Linked DNA regions of Mus musculus: region 1 is linked to region 2. A link is a loop called in an ENCODE intact Hi-C map of the cell type or tissue named here. Cell type or tissue: left cerebral cortex. All regions are shown on one strand. Links, peaks and the distances in the headings refer to the core of each region. The heading gives the core; the rest is flanking DNA. Region 1 has its middle 11 kb from the start of Gm23056. Region 2 has its middle 29 kb from the start of Gm41951.

The links. A loop is a pair of places that touch in the nucleus more often than their neighbours do. Peaks named below come from ENCODE experiments on the same cell type or tissue, not always from the same donor. Only the 100,000 strongest peaks of a DNase experiment are listed, where the experiment ranks them.
Region 1: it touches region 2 in a loop (2.8-fold over the local background); 2 of 42 quality-filtered maps call a loop at or near these places.

The regions. Positions count from the first base shown.
Region 1 is chr1:128,868,959-128,880,911 of GRCm38, reverse strand. No RefSeq gene overlaps it. Among named protein-coding and RNA genes, the nearest start is that of Gm23056, 11 kb to the left of the region's middle. In left cerebral cortex, for the core only: a CTCF peak has its summit at 5,467 (motif pointing left); DNase peaks (open chromatin) are centred at 2,425 and 5,452.
Region 2 is chr1:130,267,672-130,279,624 of GRCm38, reverse strand. No RefSeq gene overlaps it. Among named protein-coding and RNA genes, the nearest start is that of Gm41951, 29 kb to the left of the region's middle. In left cerebral cortex, for the core only: a CTCF peak has its summit at 4,950 (motif pointing right); DNase peaks (open chromatin) are centred at 5,031 and 6,637.

The DNA of each region.
Region 1 (11,953 bases), core at 2,071-10,070, 1.4 Mb after region 2:
GTGTGTTGTATGTGTGTTGTATATGTTGTGTGTGATGTGTGTGTTGTGTGTGTTGTATGTATATTGTGTATGGTGTGTATGTGGTATATGTTATGTATGTTATATATATAGTGTGTGTTTTGTGTGTGTTATATATGTTGTATGTGTATACGTGTATGTTGTATGTGTGTTGTGTGTTGCATTGCTGTACATTATGTGTATTGTGTGTGTATGTTATATGTGTTGTGTTTATATTGTGTGTGTTTTGTGTATGTTGTATATGTTGTGTTTATGCATGTGTGTTGTATGTTGTATGTGTTGTGTGTATATAGTATGTGTTGTGTATGTTGTGTGTGTTGTGAGGTGTGTTTGGTATGTGTATGTGGTAGATGTGTTGTGTCTATATTGTGTGTTATATGAGTTGTGTGTGTGGTATATGTTGTGTATGTATGCATGTATGTTGTGAGTGCTGTGTGGTGTGTGTGTGTGTGTGTGTGTGTGTGTGTGTGTGTGTGTGTTGTGTGAATATTGTGTGTATTGTATATGTTATGTGCAGTGTGTGTGATATGTGTGCGGTGGGTGTGTTGTGTATATTGTGTAAGGTATGTGGTATGTGTATGTGTTTAGGTTTTTATTGAAGAATTTAAGAATGAAATAGCATGAACTCAGTTCTAATCTGAAAGTCATCTGAGAGGAAAGAAAATGGGGAAACTGAAGATCAGAGCATAGAAGCTTTGAAGTTAGCCAGTCCAGACAATGTTGACTACCAGGGAAACTGGCTGGAGAGCCCAGATCTCGTCTGTGCTTTGGAAACCTTTCTGTAGCTTGGAACCAGCCAGTGAGCTTCAAAAGTACAGAAACCACATTTCTACTCCAAGATGTTGATTTAGTGACTTAAATGGTCAGGGAAGGGTTACCAGCTTTTCAAGTTTCTAAGATACCCAAGTAGATCTCTCAGGCAGGAAGCCACTGGGCTACATTATTCTCTTCATCTGAGGTTACTTAATAGTTCTCAAAATAAAACTGTTAGTGGAGCAAAGAGGAAAATATGGAGAGTAATTGGCAGTACCTGCTCCCCACTTTGTTCAAGAATGAAGAGCACAGTGGCCTCTCTCTAAGTCCTTCATCCCAGACCCCTCTACCAGCAGCAGTCTTCCCACTTCTTGGCTCCTGACTCAGAAGGGCCCATGTTCAATAACATGTGCAATCACACTAACAACTCACAGTCACCTACAGATGACAACACCCTTAATTAAGCCCCTAAAAGGAACTCTAGAGTCTGGCTTGATCACCTTTAGACCAGACTTCATGAATCTTGTTTTCTTCCTCTCTGCCTTCCCTTGCCACCCCTCACAGGTCTCCTCTGCCCTTCTCTTTTGAAGATGGTGAATTACCCACTTTTACCTGCCACTTAGGTGAGGCCAGGGCTTCTCAACAGAGCTATGATTACATTTAATCATTTTTGGATGGACAAATGGTTTTTACCAACTCATTTCCAAAAGGACCTGCAAACCCCTGCTCACCTGCCTTCCCACAGACTCCCACAGGTAGGCCCATCTCACCAGATAATGCTTCATTTTAACCAGAATGTCTCAATAGTAGGTTTCATGTTCTCAACTGTGCAAACGATGGGGAAGTGATTTTTCTTCGTAAAAATGCTATTATCACAGAACCCCAGGCTCACAGCCCCCAACAATAGTTCTCTATTCTGTCTGGGAAAAAATGGTACTTTAGAGAGAATTTGCATGGGGCTTTTTGAAAGAAGCCAAGCATGGCTCAGAATCAAAGCCCTGCGTGCAAATGCTAACTTAGCCAGCCTCACTCAGTCTCTGAGCCCCAGCCATGCCAAAAGGACCTATGCGAGAAGACCCCCTAATGGAGGGGTTACACAAGACCATATCCCTACCTGGGGAAGGGGTGAATATTGGTAATTAATGGTCAGTGGAGGAGGGGTGTCGCTCCTATAGATAACTCCTACCCCAGGCTCACTCATGTAAGCAATTCCAGTTAAACTCAGTGGGTCAAACACACACACATACACACACATACACTCCAGATACATACATACACACATAAACACACACATGCACAAATGAAAATAGAAAAAAAGAAAAAAATACTTGTTGGAAAGGGAGACTCAAATGAGAAAGGATGGAGAGAGGTGAGAGAGAGGATAACTAACGGGATAAAAATTACCAAAGTTCTATATAAATGTGCATGAAATTGTTAAAAATGTTTTAAGGTGCCCCCAAATGACATCTAGCCAGTAAACTGGACCCTGGATTTTCCTTTATTCTTCTAAACAGCCTTAGAACCATCTCAGCCCTTAAGAAAGAAAGGACAATAACAGCTATCATAGCCACACAGTAAGCCAATGTTCTAGACACTACAGTTTTGGCTGCCAATCTCCTGCCTACAGGAGCAGGGCTTGTAAGCCAGGCAGGTGGGTGGATGGAAGCAGACAGTGTGGGGAGGATATGAGCCACACCATCCCTAAAGAAAGTGTCTATTTTATAACTTCAGACCTGCATTTCACCCATGAACATCAACTCAGCTCAGCTCAGCACAGCCAAGCCTGTATTCCCCAAGAAGTACTGGGTCCATGGAATTCCAAAGGAAGGCCTTCTATAGCTTGTTGTGTTTTGTGTTGCTGGATACTTGTTTTAGTTTGTTTCGATTTCGTTTTAAGGCATAGCCTCTTATAGTCCAAGCTGGTCTCAATTCACTGTATAATCTATCGATGACCATGAACTTTTGATCCTCCATGTCTTGAATGCTGTGAATACAGATGTGTGTCATCATGCTGAGTTAACTCAGTGCTGGGTGGGTCAAATACAAGGCTCTGTGCATTCATGGCAAGCACCCTACCCACTGGGTCACAGAACCAGCAGATAGATGATTGTCTCTGATAGTAAACTCTGCTTACTGCAAACCACACCGCTAGACTGTCCAGACTCTCAAGTCCCTGCTGGGTATCAGTGTCCTCTAGCTCCCACTTTGGCCTTGTTTCCCAGCCTGCAGAGCACCACTTGCAAATGGTACCTTTCCTCTGGAACTAAGAACAGCCCCTCCCAACTCTTTCCCACCCTGCTGTGCAGAATGGTACCTAACTGTCTCTTTATCCTCACAATCCTGTTGGTGAGGAATGAGTGAGCGAGTGAATGACTGCTTCTGTTTTCCCATAAGGCTGGAATTCATATCCCCTTCCCACAGAAGAGGGACCAAGCTTCAGATGGCATGAGGGACTTGTGCCAAGAACTGCATCTCCTGAGAGACTGAGAGAGAATCTAGCCAGGTCTGCCTTGCCCCCAGCCTGAGCTGTTGGGAGCCTCCTGCTGTGCTGAATTTCTCCCCGTGCCCTCGGGAGCTCTAAATCATCAGAAAGCACCAGTGTGGTAGCCTGAATCACAAGCATACAGCACACTTAAATTATGGGTTTTTTTAAATCCACTTTAAAAATGTGGAACATGGACCAGCAAGGTGATTCAGGGTCTAGAAGCCCATGTAGTCAAGCCTGAAAGTCTGGATTCGAACCCTGGGACCCACATGATAGAAGGAGAGAAGAACCAAGGGCTATAACTTGCCCTCTGACCACCACACAACTACCAGGATACATGCGTTCACGTGTGTGTAGAATAAAATGAAATTTAAACTTCTTAGTATGACACAACAGGACTGCAGATTAGGACAGCGACTCTGAAAAGCAACATGGATAGTTCCCAGAAAACAATAACAATATGTCCTCAGTGTGACCCAGCTGTCCCACACTCCTGAGCATTTTTCCCCAAAGGACTCAAAGCCAACCCATCACAGGGATACTTGAACACCCATGTGTACTGCAGCAGTCTGCACACAAGCTAAGTTATGGGACCAAGCAACGTGGCAATGTGTGAGGAAACTATGGCTTTTCCACACAGTGGGATGCCTGCACCATAGAGAATGATGAAGTCACGTCCTCTGCAGTCAGCTAAGTGTGGTCAGAGATGTATATAGTAATGCAATTAAGTCAGCCTCAGAAAGACAAATACCTGTGTTTTCTCTCATTTATGGGTCTTAGATTTTTACAGAGATGCTTAAGATTATATATATATATACATGTTGATATATAGATATATATGACATGAAAGTAGAAATAAACTCTCTACGATGCTAAAGGGGACTAACAGACAGAGGAATGGAAGAGGGGTGGGAGATGCGAGCAGTATGCTCACCATATAACATATGCATGTATGAAAGCTTAAAAGTCCATCCATAAATGTGTGTGTGTGTGTGTGTGTGTGTGTGTGTGTGTGTGTGTGTGTGCACAATGCCTCTCTTTTTCATCCATGAAGAGAACAGAGTTACGTCATTATCAGGAAATGTGCTCACTTGGAGAGAAGCTTGCTCAGCAAATTAAGCCAGTCTCAGAAGAACAAAAACCGTAAGTTTTCATTTGTAGTTCCTAGATTTTATGTAGATATGTAAAATTGTGTCTGAGCCATAAAAGCAGGAGAGAATCCATCTAGGGCCTGAGATTAACTAGGAGAAAGGGGGACAGGGAAGAGGGCATAGGGGAATGTGCTCAATATACAATATGTATTTGTATAAAATTTTAAATAAATTATTCTGGGGCAGGTGAGAGAGTTAATGTACTTGCCACCAAGCCTGATGACCTAAGTGCAGAACCCAGGTGGACCCACACATGTCCCGTGACCTGCATACCTTCACATCCATACATTCACACACACACACACACACACACACACACACCAGGGCTTTGAACTGGTCCACCCTAACATCTACTCCATCTACAAACTGCTCTTAGAACACATGAAGGAGCCAGTCCTGTGAAACCAAAGCTGCAGGACCTCCATAATACAGGCAACAACAGGATATTCAAGAAAAGTCCTAGTGAGGCTCCTCTGCAGAAGCCAGAGGCCTCAAATCAGACCAGTGATTTATTAGCAAGAAAAGGTGTTTGGCAAAAGGGTATACTGACTGTGTGACACACACTGTTATCATGGCAAGAGGGTTGGGGGCTTGGGGTTTTTTTTCTTTGCTTTTTGGGTATTTGTTTTCTTTGTGCAAGGAGGTTGCCAGGGCAGAGGGCAGATATGGAGGGAGATGCGTAGGATTGGACTGCAGGATGTGAAACTCAAAAAGAATCAATAAGAAGTTTTTGTAAAAGTTGAAATTTTCAAATATTTTAAAACTCAGTCATTTTTAATAAACTGAGTTCCTTCTCTCAGGCAAAGCCTAAGTGGACAGACAAATCTAAACTTAAAACACCCATCAATTATCACCGGATATTGTATTGTCACACACTCCCTTCCAGTCATTCAAAGGGTTTTCAAGCACTAAATGTATCCAGTTCTACCTTGGACCATTTGACTATTCAAATGAGCTGAAACCCCACCCTCATCTACAGGCAAACCCGTAAAGCCCCGCAACAACTCTAGGTACCACGGTGGCTGGCAAAATCCAAGTGCCTGTCCTGCCACCTTGTGGTCAGTTAGAGTAATGCACCTACAGAGCAAGAAAAAAAATAAAAGCCAAGAGAAAACGAATACACACGTCTGAGAAGCATCAGCATTCGAGAGCATTAAAAACGCCCTAAGGAGAGGACCCTGGAGAGGGATACTTTTCTCCAAACAGTTAAAGCTTTACAAGAATGAGGCAAATTTCAAATGTCCCAAGTCTAAACCAAACACATTTTTGTTTATTTGTTTTTAATATGTTACTTTTTAAACAAGGTCTCATTTAGCCCAGACTGGCCTTGAATGTAACAGAACATCTGCCCTGAACTTATGATTCTCCTGCCTCCACCTCCTGAGTGCTGAGATTACAGGCAAGAGAGCGCTCCACCATGCCAGATTCATTTAGCGCTGGAGATGGAACAGACACTTAAACGTTATTCAGAAAAGGGCTCTTGAGCATCGGGGTCCTGTCAGTCTCTGGGGCTCAGGGTCAAATGTCAACATTCACTCACTCCCTTCAATCCAGGATCTCTGAAATCCATATCCCTTTTCTCTGTGTCATTAATGAATTTATCGTGGTTAAAATATTGGCATGAGAGCAGAGGAGATGGCTGAGGGGGCAAAGTCACGCAAACCCGAGGATCCCGGAGTTTGATCCCGGAGCCCATGTGGAGGTGGAAGGAGACAGCGTCCACAAAGCCATCCTCCAGACTCTACACACACCATGTCACACGTGCCCACACGCACATCAAACATACACAGACATACTAAATACTAGGACTAACACAGACCTGCCACTGCAGGGGGCCCTGTTTAATACTGTCCAGTGTCTTCACACTGGGAAACATCTCCCAGGACTGATTCTCTCTGGAAAACTGAACTTTTTCTTTTAAAGAGCTCTCCATCGCCCTCCCCTCAGCTCTGACAAGCTCTCTTCTCTCTGTCTCTGAGTTCTGCTCTTCCAGGGCCCTCGTACAGTAACATGAAGTCCACGTGACTTAGCGGGTTCCAGCGTGTGGTGGGATTTCCTTCCTTTGACGGTGTGTGTAGCCATTTCTATGCAGCCCTTCTGGAAGCAGCTGCAGCACCTGATCTGATCTCTGGCTCCTGTAACCCTGCTGCTGCGGCACAGTGTGATCCATTCTTAACGGTATAACCGGAAGCAGGCCTGCGGGGTCACACTGGAACTCTTTCTGATATCTTCCGTTCTAACAGCCCTAAGTGATTTTGAAAACAGAACCTCTAATGGCCTCAACCTTCACCACACAGGTGGGAAACCAGGCAGGACCTGGGAAGGAAAGGAAGCCATGGCTGAGGTCCGGGTCAGTCAGTTCTCACCTTCTAAGGAATACACATGAGATCACATGCACTTCCAATTACTCAGACCGCTAACAGCCTTGAGGAGATAGAGAATAAATACAAAACAAATAAATCACTCTGTGAGTCTCTCGCTGACTCTGTCTATGTCTTTGTCTCTGTCTCTCTCTCTCTGTCTCTGTCTCTCTCTGTCCCTGCCCCTCCTCTCTCTCTCTCTCTCTCTCTCTCTCTCTCTCTCTCTCTCTCTGTGTGTGTGTGTGTGTGTGTGTGTGTGTGTGTGTGTGTGTAAATCAGGGTCTCAGGGACCCAAGGCTAACCTCAAGTTCTATATGTAGCCAAAGATGAAAATAATTTCTTATTTTTTCATTTTTTTAATGTGTGGTGTGCACATGTGTATGCATGTTTGCATATGTGTAGGTGCACAAGGCTGTGGGTGTGCATGTATGAATGTGCATGTTCACGTGCACAAGGAGGCCCAAGGTCAGTGCTGAGAATAATTCAATGGCCCTTTCACCTTATTCACTGAGGCAGAGCCTCCAGCAAACTGAGTTTATCAACCTGGCTCTTCTCACCAGACAGCCTATTCTGGGCATCCACTGTCTCCGCCTGCCAGGGCTAGGATTACAGATGGGCCGCACCTCTCACCCAGCATTTAGGTGGGTTCTACAGTCTGAATTCTTGTCCTCACGCTTGTGGGACAATCACCTTAACTCTGAGCCAAGTCCCCAGAACATCCCTGATCCCTCCCGATCCTCCCACCTCCCTGGAATTACAGAGAAAGTACCGCTGACTGGGGCCTTGGAGTAGGCACGGAACACACCCAGACACAAAGTTCTCAGCACAAAGGAGAAGATTACCCTGGAGGGACACTGGGTGGGTGTGAGGGTCTACCTCTTAGCGGACAAAGGCAGCATCAGGTGTCTCTAGTTTTTAAGGGGGAAGTCTGTGTTAGGGTGAGTTGGTTAAAAACTGGATTGGACAAGTTGAGCTGATCTAGCCAGATAATGAATTTTGATTGCTGGGCCTTGGTATTTTGATAGTTAGATCTTGGTGTTTTGTCTCAAGAATAAGTTAGGCACAAGGAAGTGGCCAAATAAGGGGGGGAAACCTTGGGGGCTTTCTCTAGGAATGTAATTTAACAGTTAAGCAAGTGGGAGGGAAGCAGGGAAGGGCAAGACCTGCAAGAGCCGTGTTTGCAATGCTTGACCTGTTAAGAGAGCCTGTCAGCCACTACAACTGGTTTACACAATTCTGGGGATCAAATTCTGGGAAGTGCCTCCCACATGGTAGGCAAGCACACTACTAACTGAGCTACATCCAGGTCCACAGATTGATTCCTGACAGCAAATGCCGATATAACACAAGATAGGTAGGTAGATAGATTGATTGACAGATAAATTGATAGATAGATAGATAGATAGATAGATAGATAGATAGATAGATAGATAGATAGATAGAGACAGAGAGATAGAGAAATAGAAATAGATATATAACACAAGCTTGTGGGAGAGAGACTGGAGCATGGGAACTGGACATACAGAGGGAGCACTGACATACAGAGCAGACTCCATGCCCAGCACTGCCCTAGGACTTCAAGTTGCTTAGATAAGCTCTACAGAACCTATAAGATCTCCTGTGTAGAGCTGACCAGACACAGGACATCACTGTGGAGGGTCTGAATAATTATTATAGAGCCAGCACATGAGGGGAGTCCAGAACAGAAGGCAGGCAGCAGCGCTCTGGAACTCCAAAGACAGGCAAGTGACAGGTGAGCTGAGATCTGAATAGCAGAGACCTTTGCCAACCCCAGGTCCAAGGCAAACCCCAATAAACACCAAGAGGCAGGAAAAACTTCCAGCAACTGAGAGAAGCCAAGGTGGCCGAATCACAGGCTAAGTCAGAGGGGAGGGCCAGGCCCAGAGGGTGGTAAGGTTAGATCATGGAAGAGTTGCTGGCCACCTGTGGAGGGGTGTACATTTTGTTCTACTGGGTCTGTGAGCCTGTTCTAAGCAAGGAAGACACTTCAGCTGCTGCTGTCCTCCTGATAGACATCCCCAGTGGTATATATTTATGTGTGTTTGCAACAGAAAACAAATCAGGTGGGGACCCTGGGGGTGTTCAAAGTTCTACATTTGTGGACATCTTACCAACATCCTTTGCAAAGTTTTACTCTGGGGCTGAGGCACAGAGGTATCTCAGCTGCAAGCTGCTGTATGCAGCCACTTCTCCACAGGTGTCACTTAGCTGGTGACCTGCAGCCACCTTAGCCACAGGCCACATAATTGCTTTGGCCTCACTCAGTACCTGGACAAGCCTGGCCCCAGGAGGAGACCTTGATTTCCATGGGAATTCAGAGGATCCACCTGTTAAGCCCCATGTTGCTGCAGCAGATTGGACCCTGGAGCCTGACAGGGGTGCAAAGACCCACAGCCCAGGAACTAGGTGGGCTCATATTTCTATCAGGAAATAGCACTTACATCCACATAAACCAGAGGGATTAAAGGAGCTTTTACATGAAGGACTTGGCCCTTCTCAAAGGCATTTCACCATCACAAACTGCGGCTCTGAGACTCTCGGCTCAACCCTGTAATAACTTTGCCTTTGATCTTGAGTCTCCTCCTCACGGAACGCACAGCCCTCACATCCTAACACTTCTTCCTACCTGGGTGGAAAGAAGCCCCCAGCACAGCATCCCTTGCAAGAGCTACGTTATAAAACTAAGGGACTGTTCCCATGTGCTAGAAGCTGCAGGCAGCCAAGGGAGTCAGTCCCCTGTGCTCTTGCTTTCGGTTGCCTTGCTAGAAAGTAGTCGTGTGGCCTCAACCAGCTGAATCTTGCTTCTCTGAGATGCTGAATTCTAAGAGGGAAACCAGTGTTCAAGACTAGAGATGCAGGCAGTCCCTTGACTGAGAGCTGATCCAGCAGGCATGAAGCCCTGGGTTGGAGCGCCAGCACCACATGAATTGGGTGTGGTTGGTGCAGGCCTATAATCCCAGCACTTGGGGCAGGACACTTCAGAAGGTCAAGGTCATCCTTGTATGCCATTCAAGCAAGAGGACCTGAGTCTGAGCCTCAGAACCCATGTTCTGAAAACTGGGCAGGAGGGTACCCACTCCAAATCTCAGCACTAGGGAAACAGAGATAAACGGATCGCTGGACTCACTGACCAGCCAGCCAGGCTTGTCTGGCAAGTTTCAGACAAAGATTCTGTCTGGAAACACAGGACACACACACACCCACAGTAATGGGCACCTGTCGTGGAGTGCCCACATACGACCAGAAAGAAACCAAATGTCAAACTGAGGGGGCCGAGAAGGGAACTGAGAGCCACGGAAAGCACACATTTGTCCTTATCTTCTGTCTCCCCATCATCAAACATGAAATTTGGACAGTCTGAGCTGACAGTGGGTGAAACAGTTCATGATGTTTGACTTTTCAACATTAAAAATCATCTGCCATCCCCCAATACACAGAAAGCAGGATCAGATACGAGACCATCCACTCCCAGGTGAGCTGAGCAATCTATGGGTGTCAGCCACAGCGGCAGCAGAAGCCAGCTCTGAGTGATAACAAAACAGATAGCATCGGGGCTGTCAGTGCAGTGGGTTCTGACCCATCTGCATCTCAGTACACAAGAAACTCAGCATCCAGAGAGCAGCCCTCCACCCCGTGTGTATGTGTGTGCGTGTGCGTGTGCGTGTGCGTGTGTGTGTGTGTGTGTGTGTGTGTGTGTTCCAAACCCAACAATCCACCTTCTTAGAGTTCCATTCTCTTCTAAGAAATAATAACCTTTATTTCCATCCACTCTGGCAAATGGCTTTCTACTTTTCCTAAGAGAACAGTTTGACTAGCATCTCCAAAGGTGATTATTCACTTTTAATCAATAAACTCACTGGTTGACCAAGGTGAACATGGATGGAACTGTTCTGTTCTTTGGAGTACGGTTGTTTTCTGTATCTGGAATGACTAGAAATAGACCTCCCCCCCCCCCCAAGGAACCACCTCTGCTTATCCCACTGACAGCTTAAGTAGGAAGACTTGCTCAAGGACACCCAAGGTTCCAAGAGTGTAACAGGACAAAGTTTTCATCTCACTATATTTGCAATAGCACATCATTTATTTCCCCCCCCCCCGCCATTTGTTTGGGGGTTGGTTTGGTGTTGGCTTGCTGTTGGGTTGCTGTTGGGTTGGGTTGAGTTGGGTTGGGTTGGGTTGGGTTTTGTAGGGACTCATGTGTAGGTAGCTCTCAACTTGCTATGTAGAGGAGGGTGACCTTGAATTTCTGATCTGCCTGCCTCTATACCCAGTGTTGGGATTACAGATGTGCACCCCCATGCCTGGTTTATGAGAATAAGCCCAGGGCTTCATGTATGCTAGGCATCTGCTTCACCAACTGAGCTGCATCTACAGGTCCTATAATGTATTCTTTGTACAACACCACTTTTTTCTGTACCTGTTTCCTCTGGGTTAAAGTAATTTCTAGTGGGGGAAGAGGTTTATTAAGGCTCATGAAACTTACAAGGCTCCTGAACCTATGGACCCCAATATTACATTATCAAGAAGCAATTCCCCAGGGTAGATGTCTGACCCTGAAGTCCAAAAACAAAGCTTAAATGGCAACTTTTGTAATGAATATAACACATAAGGACTCCAACTTGTTTCCTGTACATAAAGGGTGGTGCGTATTGACTAGATCAGGTCTACAAATCTAATTATTCACCCTATCATTTATTTAAATGAGTATATATTACCAGTATAGAAATATTTAATTATTCAGTCATGAATATGTTATGAGTGTGTGCTTTAATGAAGAAATACTACATATATTGTTTAAAATGAAATGCTTAAAAGTGGGAGTTAAAGATGAAATAAAAGTCATGTCATTTTGAGGGTAGTGGCTTGATGCTGTTACTGGGCTTGTTAGAGTCAGATTCTGGACTCTGGCAGCCCCAACAACCTGTGCTAGGCCACCCATCCATCTTCAGTAAGTCTATTAAGAAGGTAAGGAATAGTGAAAAACAGAGAAAGGTTTATTCAATGTGGCTGCTTGGCAAGAGGAACAAAGAGATCATGTGACAGTCCCTCAAATCCATTTTGGGGATCCTGACTCGGGGTTCAGATTTAAACATAGGACAAGAATTATGCATGACTAAGTATTCCTGGCCAAAGTGTGGTCCTGCCCATCACTGACCCATCGTTGT
Region 2 (11,953 bases), core at 1,933-9,932:
ATTTGCGCAATGATTTGGAATGGAACAGTACCATAATCAGTTGTTAGTGGGGTTCTACCAGAGACTACTCACACAATCTATAGTCAATTGCAAATCTTTATTCCAGCTTGCTGGGACTTTTACTCAGGCATTCAGGACTCATATATAGCCCTGAATGTTGAGAGGGCTTGTAAAGGCAAAACATGCATTGGGTTATCTTGAACAGCAGCTGCAGGGGGAAGTTTTACACAAGCAAGCAATTTAACAGAAGCTAAGATAAGCAGTTAGTTGAAGGGGGGAGTCAGCACTAGCAGTCAGTTTAACAGAAACATAGATTAACTAGCTGGAGTAGCTTGACCTCAGTTTCTTAGAATAACAACAGAGTTGGGTAATTTTTCACTAAAGGAGATTGAATTCTAGCCAAACCTAATGTGGCCTTAGCAAGAATATAAGACAGAGAAACCTCTGCACTGCCTTTCTCTCTCATGAAATAACTAACTCTGAGTTCAAATTGTCTTGCACAAAGCTCATGTCTTGATGAAAAGACATTTTATCTTTTGCGTCTTAACACTTAAGGGCTCTGATGTTGATTAGAGATGAAGACAGCTGAAGTCCATGGCTTTAGGAATTTTAAGTATTTACCAACTGTTTCAATTGTACATTAACACATAGTTGTACATATTTAAAGTCAAATATGGACAATATAATTAGCTGGGGCCAGTGGATGGAATTCTTCCTTCATAGGCTGAGAATTTTCCTCAGGATCACCACTAAGAAAGAAGCTGTCCTTTATTCTCATTCTATATTCTGTATTATAAGCCTGTTCAAGAAATATGACCCTTCATATTTTACATAAGACCAAACCATCACACTTGTACCCTATTATCAGTATTTTTTAACTTAACATGATATATTTTTACAGGTTTGTGCTCAGAACTTAGATCTCACAAGCTTTCCGAAAGGTGTGCTATTCCATTGCCCAAGGATAAATGTATCTTAAAAATTTTTCTGGAAGCATATTTCATGGCTTTTGGATTCTTAAGAATTTACAGATCCACAGGCACAGACCAGATATCCTATCTATGTCACCCCACCCGCTCAGTCACATAGCTCTTTATAATGAACCTTAATGCATATCTAGTCCTAAAAAGTCTTCTAAGTTTGTTTATTTTGTGTTTTAAATATGATATAACACAGAGCTATCTTTTCTGTGAAGGCCCAGTGCATCCATGAGCTTGATCAGGGATGCATGCTGGTCACTTGAAAGTGTGAATTCTTGTGACTCAGCTTAGAGATACCTCTGGGGACTGACTTAGGCTGTCATTAATCATTCATTAACTGCACTCATTTGCAGCTTCAGTGCTAGCAGCCAATTTAAATCACAAAGAGATAAGCAGATAAAAGAAACTGTTTCAAATCAAAGACCACTTCCTAACAGGGTACCTCTTCTATGAAGGTGGCACTTGTCACAGGAAAAATGCACAATAAAGGAGATTTCAGGTGTCCTTCCAGGGAGTAGCTGCTCCCCTCCCTAACCTCCTCACATCTTATCAGGCTGTCAGGAAGCCACAGTTCCATTTTGATTTTTTTCTTCCTATTTGAAAAATTGAAAATATTTTTCATATAATATAGAATGAAGATGATTTTCTCTCCTTGTCTCTTCCCTACCTCCCCACCTATCCAACTCCATGCCTTCTCTCTCTCTCTCTCTCTGAAGTAAATAGGCAAAAATAAATTTTTAAAAAGTGGGGTTTTTTTTTGTTTTTTTATTATTTTTTTCTTTTTTTCTTTTATTATGTATTTTCCTCAATTATTCCAATGCTATCCCAAAAGTCCCCCATACCCTCCCCCCCACTCCTCTACCCACCCATTCCCACTTTTTGGCCCTGGCGTTCCCCTGTACTGGGGCATATAAAGTTTGTGTGTCCAATGGGCCTCTCTTTCCAGTGATGGCTTACTAGGCCATCTTTTGATACATATGCAGCTAGAGTCAAGAGCTCCGGGGTACTGGTTAGTTCATATTGTTGTTCAACCTATAGGGTTGCAGATCTCTTTAGCTTCTTGGTTACTTTCTCTAGCTCCTCCATTGGGGGCCCTGTGATCCATCCAATAGCTGACTGTGAGCATCCACTTATGTGTTTGCTAGGATAAAGGCATAATTACAATATGTATCATAAAGAAACCCACAGCCTCTTATTTGCACTGAAATCTGGGACATTTCCCTAGGATAGAATCTGAAATGGAATTCCTAGATACCTGGTTCCCAGATTCAGCCAACTAATGTGCCAACTTTAATTTTCACAACTCTCATAACAGGTCCCTCAGTTACTGCTGCTTGACAGACTTCAGCTGTCTGTTTAGTTACAGCTCTAGAAGTAATTGTGTAAACAGATGACATGAAAGTCCCATGAAATGGCTCTCATTGAAGATAAGAGATAGAGAACAGCCAGAGCCATCTGGACAAATCTAGAGCAGAGAGACAAAGAAGACTGAACATGGTCAGCAGACTGGATGTGGCCAGGGCTATCTGCAAGAGAGGAGAAAACAGCAGCGATAGAGAATAAACACACACACACACACACACACACACACACAGTGAGGGAGAAACAGGAGCAGGGCAGAGAGATAACATAGCACTCACAGCAGGGCTGTAAGGATGAGTGGCTTTCGGGTGGGGTGGGAAGCCCATCAGCTGGAGGGAGCTTAGTGGAGACGAAGTAAGAAGGGCTAGTCTGCTAGCATGAACTTTGAAAAGTGGAACAGGTACCAGTGATACTGAAGGGGGCCTGGAGGCCAGCATGTGCTTTGATATGCCCATAGATGGCAGCCATATGTCCCTTCTGCCAGAGGTAAAGGAAATGAATCCTTTTGGTAGAGGGGAACCAGCTTTAGGAGTTCCCAAGGAATGCTGACTTTTGTTTAACTACCATAAACCCTTCTATAGCCCAGGTTGAGCTCACTCTGGATATTTGGACTGCCTTTTGGAGTTTCCTTTGTACCTGACAGGAATAAACCAACTGGCATCTTTTCTAGTGAGAATCTAGTTCTAAATGGTTCAGCCAGACAGATTATCACAACACTCTCCAAACTCGACCGGTGGATGAGGAAGCTTGTCATTAGTAACTCACCCTCGATCTGAGTCACATTGGAGTTACTGTGCTTACCCGTGCCATGTTTGAAAGGCCATATGAGCCAGGTGGGCGTGTTCTAATATGCTCCATAACCTGAGTTCTCAGAGAGCCCAATAAAAGGTGGTAGCAAAACAAACAAACAAACAAACAAACAAACAAAAAAACACAATTTGGGTGGAAAGATGTCTTAAAGGCTTCTATGGGATGCTGGAAAGCATTCAGAGGCAGAAGATAAATGACATAAAGAGCCACCTCCTCACTCTTCCCCACCCCAATGGGTGGAGCTTGGATGTTCTCTACTTAGGCCCTAGGGTCTGTGATAAGGAAGTGCAAATGTGGTCAGTGTGGAGAGATACAAATTTGATAAATTCTAATTGTCTTGCCAAGCTTTATAAGGTACATGTACTGGCTAGTTTTGTGTCAACTTGACACAGCTGGAGTTATCACAAAGGAGCTTCCGTTGAGGAAATTCCTTCACGAGATCCAACTTTAAGGCATTTTCTCAATTAGTGATCAAGGGGGAAAGGCCCCTTGTGGGTGGGACCATCTCTGGGCTCGCAGTCTTGGGTTCTATAAGAGAGCAGGCTGAGCAAGCCAGGGGAAGCAAGCCAGTAAGTAACATCCCTCCATGGCCTCTGAATCAGCTCCTGCTTTCTGACCTGCTTGAGTTCCAGTCCTGACTTCCTTGGTGATGAACAGCAGTATGGAAGTGTAAGCCGAATAAACCCTTTCCTCCCCAACTTGTTTCTTGGTCATGATGTTTGTGTGGGAATAGAAACCCCGATTAAGACAGTACACATGCTAAAATTTCTAGGCAGAAGCCTTAGGCTTCTCAATTATTTGGAAATCCATGTGGCCTTTCATTTAAAGGTACTCTCAGCCATCCTGCAGCTGGGCTAACATTCCAGAGATTGAGGAGGGGGGCAGAGCAAATAGTATGGAGTAGGTCCGATTTCCCAGGCCATCATTTAGTGAACCTAAATGGAGAGTTCTGTGTGGTTTCTCCTCCATGCCTTGGTCATTAAGAGGCGACTTGTGGTAATCTGTGCCATAGATTCAAATTGTAGTTCTGCCACACAGAGAGTGGCATCTGATTTCTCTCTGCTTTCATGTACTCAGCCAGAAAGTGAGGTGGCAAGCCTTGTTGCAAGGCACGATGTGAGGGACAGATGTAACGAGAGATTACACCACTGCCCAGATACATGCCACAGCCAGCATGACCCTCAAATGCACTGTACAGTTTCTCACACCTTCCACATCCCACACGAAGCTGTGCTGAAGAAAAAGCCTCTTCAAGTCTCTGCTTTCTCTCAAGCCTAGGAATTCGTGTGATGATATAGTGTTTCTTTAAAATGAGGGGCTTGAGTTCTGAAGACAGGCAGGAAGCCGACAGAAACTTCTGGGGCTTGGAGGCAACTGTGTGGAGAAGTTCCCTCAGGAGTAACATGCTGCCGTGCAGACAACCTGGCAATGATACCTGGGCTTGTTTTGATTCTTTCTGGATCTAACAGAAGCAAAAAAAAAAATGTTCCTCAGCTCTTCTTTTGATGTTTTTGAGAACAGGCTTCTAGAGAGTTCTAGGTGGCACAACAGTATTACTCCATAATGCTCAGCTATTTCCTGATACATATTAGAACGTAGCTTGTGTATCACAGCATAATGCTAAGCTGTTCCTGTATTAAGAGGGATCAGAGTCTTCTATTAAATTAATGAAGAAACAGCCTTGCTTCTGCAGTTTGATTATCTATTCAGTTTTCGTCCTCCTCATATTCCTTTCAGAAAGCAGGCTGTGGGAGCTGTTTCCTTTCTTTGAGCTGAAGCAGACTTGTTACGTTCACTTAGCCACTAGGTGGCATTTTTATGTCAAGAAAACCCCATTTACTGTAGGGAAAAGACCTGGAGGTCAGAAGCCATAAAATGCCCTCAGAACAGGCTAAAAGATTCTGAAGTTATGAGCGAACCATGGAATAGTGTGGAGGCACTGTTTCTCCTCCCCCATCCCCCACAAGTTTACCTGAGGAGGCTGCGTAGGAGCAAGATCCATTTACTACAGAAATCATCGCGAAGACGGTGAATCACAGTGACAGTTTTATTTAGTTTCCCTTCTAATTGGGACAGACCTGGAGGAAGAAGGTGCAGGCAAAATCGTGATCTCAAAGCTCACTGGAGAATTAGAAATTAATTTTAAGGGAACCAGCCCTTCCACAACTTGTCTGGAGCAAAAGTGGAGGACCAAGCTTTAGATCTGAGACAGAACTAAGATATGAATAGTATCGGGATCAAGAGGGTTTTTCTTTGTCCTTTTTTAAAAAGCCATTTTGTTAGCAATTTTCCCGTAGAGAACACTGCCCAGGACTAATTATGTATTTACTAAAAGGAAATTAGTCATCAGTTATTGTGTTTGGTCATTAAACTATTAAAATAGTTCTTCACATTTCCTACAATTTCAGTAGGAAGAATGCAAGCAGATGTGTGTGAGTGGATGAATGTATGCATATCTGTTTGTACATGTGTGTGCGTTCGTGCGTGTGTGCATGAACATGTATGGGCATGTGACATGTATGCATGTGTTCATACCATGCATGTGTACAAGTGTCGGTGTGTGCATGTGTGTGTGAGCATGTGTGTGTATGCATGTGTGTGAACATGTGTAAGTGTGCATGTGTGTGTATGTGTAGTTGTTTTGTGTGTGTGTAAGAAAAGAAAGAAAACTGAATCTTTACAGTTGTATTCTAAACATCATAAAATGAAATCATTGATTAAATAAGAAACACGCAAAGGCAGACAAAGGTAAGATGTCACATAAAAGCAGAAAAGAGAGGAGGAGAAGGAGATAATGAGATGCTAAGGAAAACCTGGGTTGGAAGTCAGGGCAGGAACTAAAAGTAGAAGCCAGTCTCTAAACTGTTCATGGGTGATATGCTAAGGCAATAGTTCCCTGAGGGCATGCCTTTGTTAAAGGACTGAGAGAACGAGAGGATGGCTACTTCTCTCAAGATTAGAGAAATAAAGGGGAAAGAAGATCTTGCAACTCACACCTAGAGGTGCTACAGGCAGTCATGAAGACAGATCTGGAAAATGCCCTGGACCCTACTCAACATGCACTTCAGTTTCTTTCTTTCTTTCTTTCTTTGCTTACAACCTTGGAATTTAGTACCTGAATTTTTTCCTTGGCTGCCGGTTTGCACATACAATGGAAGGTCCCCATGTCGCATTTGCAGGCCCGAGTCTGCTGTTTGATCGTAATCTGCACCCAGGTTCTCCTACCGTCCTTGCTTTCACTTCCTGATACCGAGAAATCTGTTCTTGTGCAGTCTCCTTGCTCTCTATGAGAGGGAGGGAGGAGGCAACTGAGAATTAAACTGCATGGACCTAATGCACACTCCCACCTTAAGGAGCCTTTCCCCGGCTGGGTGTGATGCTCTACTACTGTAATTCCAGCATTTCAGAAGCCTAGGTGGAATATGCCTGCTTTCCAGGCCCCTGACTTAGTAGAGGGGCATCTAGAGGTAGGTGGAGCTTATGCAAGGGCTGGAGCTAAACCTGGAACTTGGGCTGTGTCTTAGTCAGAGTTTCTAATCCTGCACAAACATCATGACCAAGAAGCAAGTTGGGGAGGAGAGGATTTATTCAGCTTACATTTCCACATTGCTGTTTGTTGTGATCATAAAAAGAGAAAGAGCTATAAGAATATGTTCTGGCAGGGTGTGGGGGAAGAGGGTGCCTCAGTGAGCCCATGCCAAGGCATCCTTTCCCCTGAGGGACCAGACACACTGGTATAGTATAGAATAGAGTTTATTTAGGGCATAGGGAGGGAAGTTAAGAGAGTAGCAGAGGCAGAGAAAGGCAGAGAAGGAGAGAGTAGAGAATAGAGGCCATGACCACATGGGGGGGGAGGTCATGGGGAGAGAGGGGGAGCAAGGGGGCAAGAGGCAAGGGAGAGAAGCAGGAGTAAGAGAGAAGAGGGAACAAGCAGCCACTTTTATAGTGCCAGGACTACCTGGCTGTTGCCAGGTAACCTTGGGGAGAAGCATACCTTGTTGTTGCCAGGTAACTGTGGGGGTGGAGTCCAGAGAGAATACCAACACTGTTCATCACTAAGGGAGGTCAGGACTGGAACTCAAGCAGGGCAGGAAGCAGGAGCTAATGTAGAGGCCATGGAGGAATGTTACTTACTGGCTTGCTTTCCCTGGCTTGCTCAGCTTGCTTTCTTATAGAACTTAAGACTACCAGCCCAGGGATGGCACCACCCACAATGGTCCCTCCCACCCTTGATCACTAATTGAGAAAATGCCTTACAGCTGTATCGCATGAAGGCATTTTCTCAAGGGAGGCTCCCTTCTCTGTGATAACTCCAGTTTGTGTCAAGTTGACACACAGACCCAGCCAGTACAGGCTGCTTCAGGAGTGCTCCTTCCGGATGGCTACTTCACATCTGACTGGCCATATGTCGCCACCCATCCATCCCCACCTGGGGAAGGAAGAGGTGATGCAGTTGTCTTTGTATATTCCTCTGTTTCCCCCCACAGTCGTTTGCTGTTTCCCACAAATTCGAATTTTAGCAAAGGACAGAAAGAATCCCAGGCCAATCCTCCTTCTTCTAGTTACAATGATAACAGACCATTCTGGCTTCACTGCTGCTTTACTGATGATATTTCAGATCAGAGTAGTGTCAAGGAATAACTTCCGGACAGAAAAGGAAAACATGCCATGCAGGGTCAGGTGCCTCTGTGGGAACTTGGGAATTAGATGAGAGGCTGTTCTTCCTTGGGCTGGGCAAACAAACAAACAAATGAACAACTAAACAAATAAACAAAGCCAGCATGCATAGATGCCTTTGGGGAAATCCAAGACACTTTTTTGTTGTTGTTTAAATCCTTAACCCTGATCATACTGGGAGGAAACACAATCCAGATGCCATGTTTTCTTTCTGTAAGGGAAAGAGTCTCTGTCCAAGGCCCAGCTATTCTGAGAGTTGCATAAAGGTCTTATCTGTTCTTGTGGTAGAAAGAAAAATGTTCCAGCCCCTTGGAAAACATTGGGAAACAAGAGTTACTTGATCTAGCATGTGTCCCGCTATCATGGTGTTTCCACTCAGCCTAGTACAGAGATAGTGGGCAGAAAATCACAAGTTTTAGCTCATCCCCTTTAGAAATATTCACCAAGAGTGTCCACTGATGCACTATTGGATAATGTGATTTGAGGAGTTGGCTTCAGTACCATTTACAGCCCTGGAAGAGTAGAGAATAATGTAGATGCCCAGGGAGCTGCTAAAAACAGAAGATCAGGCTGAAGTAGCACAAAGAATTTTAGGGTCCATTAGAATCTCTGCCCAGACTGGCTGGTAAAGGCAATCTCCTGAGGCTGGGTTGTAACCATAGGGAGATAGATTATACTACTCATAAAAAATTACCTATAAACCATCAGTAACGGTGATGAGTCGTATAACCTACCTGAAGACACTGGAGTGGACAATTATAAAGGCGTTCACTGGGGTCAGTACAACAGAACACAAGCAGGATTTCAGCTCAGAGGTGGAAAATACAGTGGTGTACCAAACAGAAAGGACGTCAGTGAAGAACGTAAGTACTGAGAAGACAAACTCACTAATGAGGTTCAATGGTGACTCGATCAGAGGGAAGGCTCAGAAGGCTAGAACAGTAATAAAAAGGTCAATCTGAGACTGAAAGAAATGTGAGGGATGTCATGTACAGGAATAATGCACACATTATAGAAATCTTGCAGAGTGAAGACAAAGTAAAGGGATCGTTAAGATTATTTAATGATGACTAAAACCTTTGCATCCTGGGAAATGAAATGGTTGCTCAGTTTGCCAAAGCCCAAAGCATTCCAAAAGATTAGTCAGCATTCTATGGGTGACTGCTAAGGCTGGCATGGTAGCTCTGTGCTACTCTGAACCTTGCTTCCAAGGTCACATCTTCTTTTCCTTCTATTCCCTAGGATCTGTGTGAGTTAATTGGCCTCAGAAAGACATTGAAGCATGATTTTATCTTCACCACATCTGCTCAGCACACTTCATTGTGTAAGGCGTCCTATTCACAGATTCCAAGGACTAGGAATGAACATCTTCAGAGGCCACCATTCTGTCTCCCACAGACCTGATCTCCTAAAGGCTTTGCAGACTAGTTTGCTGGGATTATGCATTGCGCACATGAGCTTTTCATAATATTTTGTATTGGTTATTTATGAATTTCCAATTATGAGCCCTGAGCACAGTCACTTCAGAGTCCTCCCAGGTCTGTCCCCTACTCTTGTGACCTCCCACCCCTAAAAAAGAAGAAAAAAAAAAGAAAAAGAAATCCAACGAGTCTAATTTGTGAGTAATACTTATTCACTGGAGCATGGTGAATCTTCTGCTGGCCAGCCCCTGAAAGAAAACTGAGTCCCCATCCCCTGACTCCCAACACCCCTGCCATCAATTGTGGAGAGCTACACATCAGCATCCATATCACAGTTTTTAAGAGTTCTCTTTGGTGGCTGTCTCAGCTGTTACTTTTGGAGAGTGGGGTTGAGGTGGAGGTAGCTGTTACAGACGCCTCCTATGTCCCTCTTTCTCAACTGTGAGTTAGAAGACATCAATACCGTGGCAAAAGTAGGTAGCTTCCTTACCCTTTACCGTCAGCTGGAACATGAACCATGGACTTATGCATCATCTCCAGTGTCAGCATGTGCCATGGACCTCAGCATGGTCTATGGTGGAAACACAGACCAGGGATATCAACAAGGCCCTTTGCCACAGTACAACCATGAACCTATACATGGCCCTTGGAGGCAGCATAAATCATGGATAGCCACAGGAACTCCAGCTTCAACACAGCCTGGGGCAGTGAACCACAGATACCAAAGTGGCCTCCAGGGGCAGCACAGACCATAGAGGTGTCTTAAGGAGGTCCAATCCAGAAAAAAATGATACATTCTTCATCCTGGACATCCTATCCTTGTTCAGAAACGGGGTAATATGTTCGGGCTGAGTCGGAGTGCAAGCTCCAGACAGCTGTACATCACCTGCAACAATGGTAGGAGGCAACAACGTGCTTCCCTGTCCATTGAAGGCTTTTCTCACATCTATCACCACAGTTGCATCTCTAGTTCAGCCTTTCTCCACTGCTCACCACTTCATTCCTCTCACTTTCCCACCTCTTCACAGAATATTCATTTGTTGTAGTGGCATTGGAAATCTCAGCGTGTGTATCACTGTATAAGTATTCTTTTTGCCCAGATAGCTTTGCATTGCAAATGTTCATGGTGATGACTCGCTGATCTGGTTCGAGGTTTCTGCCCTCTGAAGCACCATGAATACTGGACCATTATTGAGACTTGTTGTGGATATTCTGCAGCTGCCAGAGTCCTGCAGCTCTGGCTTTGCAGAGCCGACTCCTTCATGTACTCCAGCAGCTTGCAGATGGTTTGGATGTTGAGGTGGACCAACTTAAAGCCCTGGATCAGAGCCCATATGGTACCTGAGTTGGTCAGCTGGCAGCAGGACCCAGTGGGGCCAGCCTAGCTTCTGTGCACATGCTATTTAAGAAAAGTTTCCCAAGCATTCTGACCAGCCTGGAATATACAAATAAAAAGACTTAAATTCTTGTGGCTGTGGGCCTGTGTAAACATTTTATATATATAATCCTCAAAATACAGACAACAAAGGCAAAAAGTGATAAATCAAGCTGCATTAAACTAAATGGTTTTTACACAGCAGAGAATTCAACAGAGTAAAGAGATGAACTGCAGAATGGGAGAAAGGTATTTTGCAGAGTATTCATGAAAAAGGGATTAATATTTCAAAAATATAAGAATCTCAGTCTAGTATCAGAAAAATAAAAATCCTATTGAGAAATGGCACATTATCTGAACAAACATTTCTTAGTTGGAGATATACAAGTACCAATAACTACATGGAAAACCTCAATGTCACTAATCATTAGGAGAATTGAACTTGAAGTCATGAGAGAGCCCCTCACTTTAGTTGAAATGCTGTTTTTGAAAAGACAATGTGAGAATGTGGATCTCAAGAAAGAGAAACTTTCATGTATTTGCTATTCATGGGGGTGTGGGTTAGCATAGCCTTTCTGAGAACAAATGGAAGTTCTTAGAACTCTAGAGTTAGAAAGACCCAGATCTGAGACTATAAGCCAAAAGAAAGGAAGCCAGTCCATCAAAGAGGAATGCATCCTCGGGCTCATTGTGATACTCTTCACAGTCAGCAAAGACACAATTCCGTATCATGGCCGTAGGTGGATGAATATAGAAGCATGCTGCCTACAGCCCGGGGACTATTATTCATCCATGAAGCCAGCTGTATCCATTTGGATGAGCTGGAAGAGCATTATGTTAAGTAGAATATATCAGGCTTAATAGGACAGGCACTGTTTGTTCTTGCTTAAGTGTAAAAGCTTAAAGACTATATATAGAAGTAGAGATTAGTGATTACTAGAGGATTTTGAAGATATTCCCATCCCCAGGAATACTGTAGCACTAATAGCAATTGCAAAGATATGAGAATAATTGTTTGCCAGTAGTTAGATGGATAAAGAAACTGTGGTGAGGACATAAACAGAAATCTTTTAAAACCTTTCAAAAGAAAGACATTCTGAAATGATACAACTTTTGGACACTTTTCTAACTGATAAAGTCCACCACAGGAAGACAGACTCTGTATGACTCTGCTAATATGACATATTTGAATTAGCCAGACTAAAAAGTTCAGAGAGGATTGAGAGTAACAGGAAGAAAAACAGGAGTTAACTAAATGGGCATAAAGTTTCAATTACACAATGTGAATAAGATCTAAATGTCTAGTATGCAATAATGTGCTCACTTTA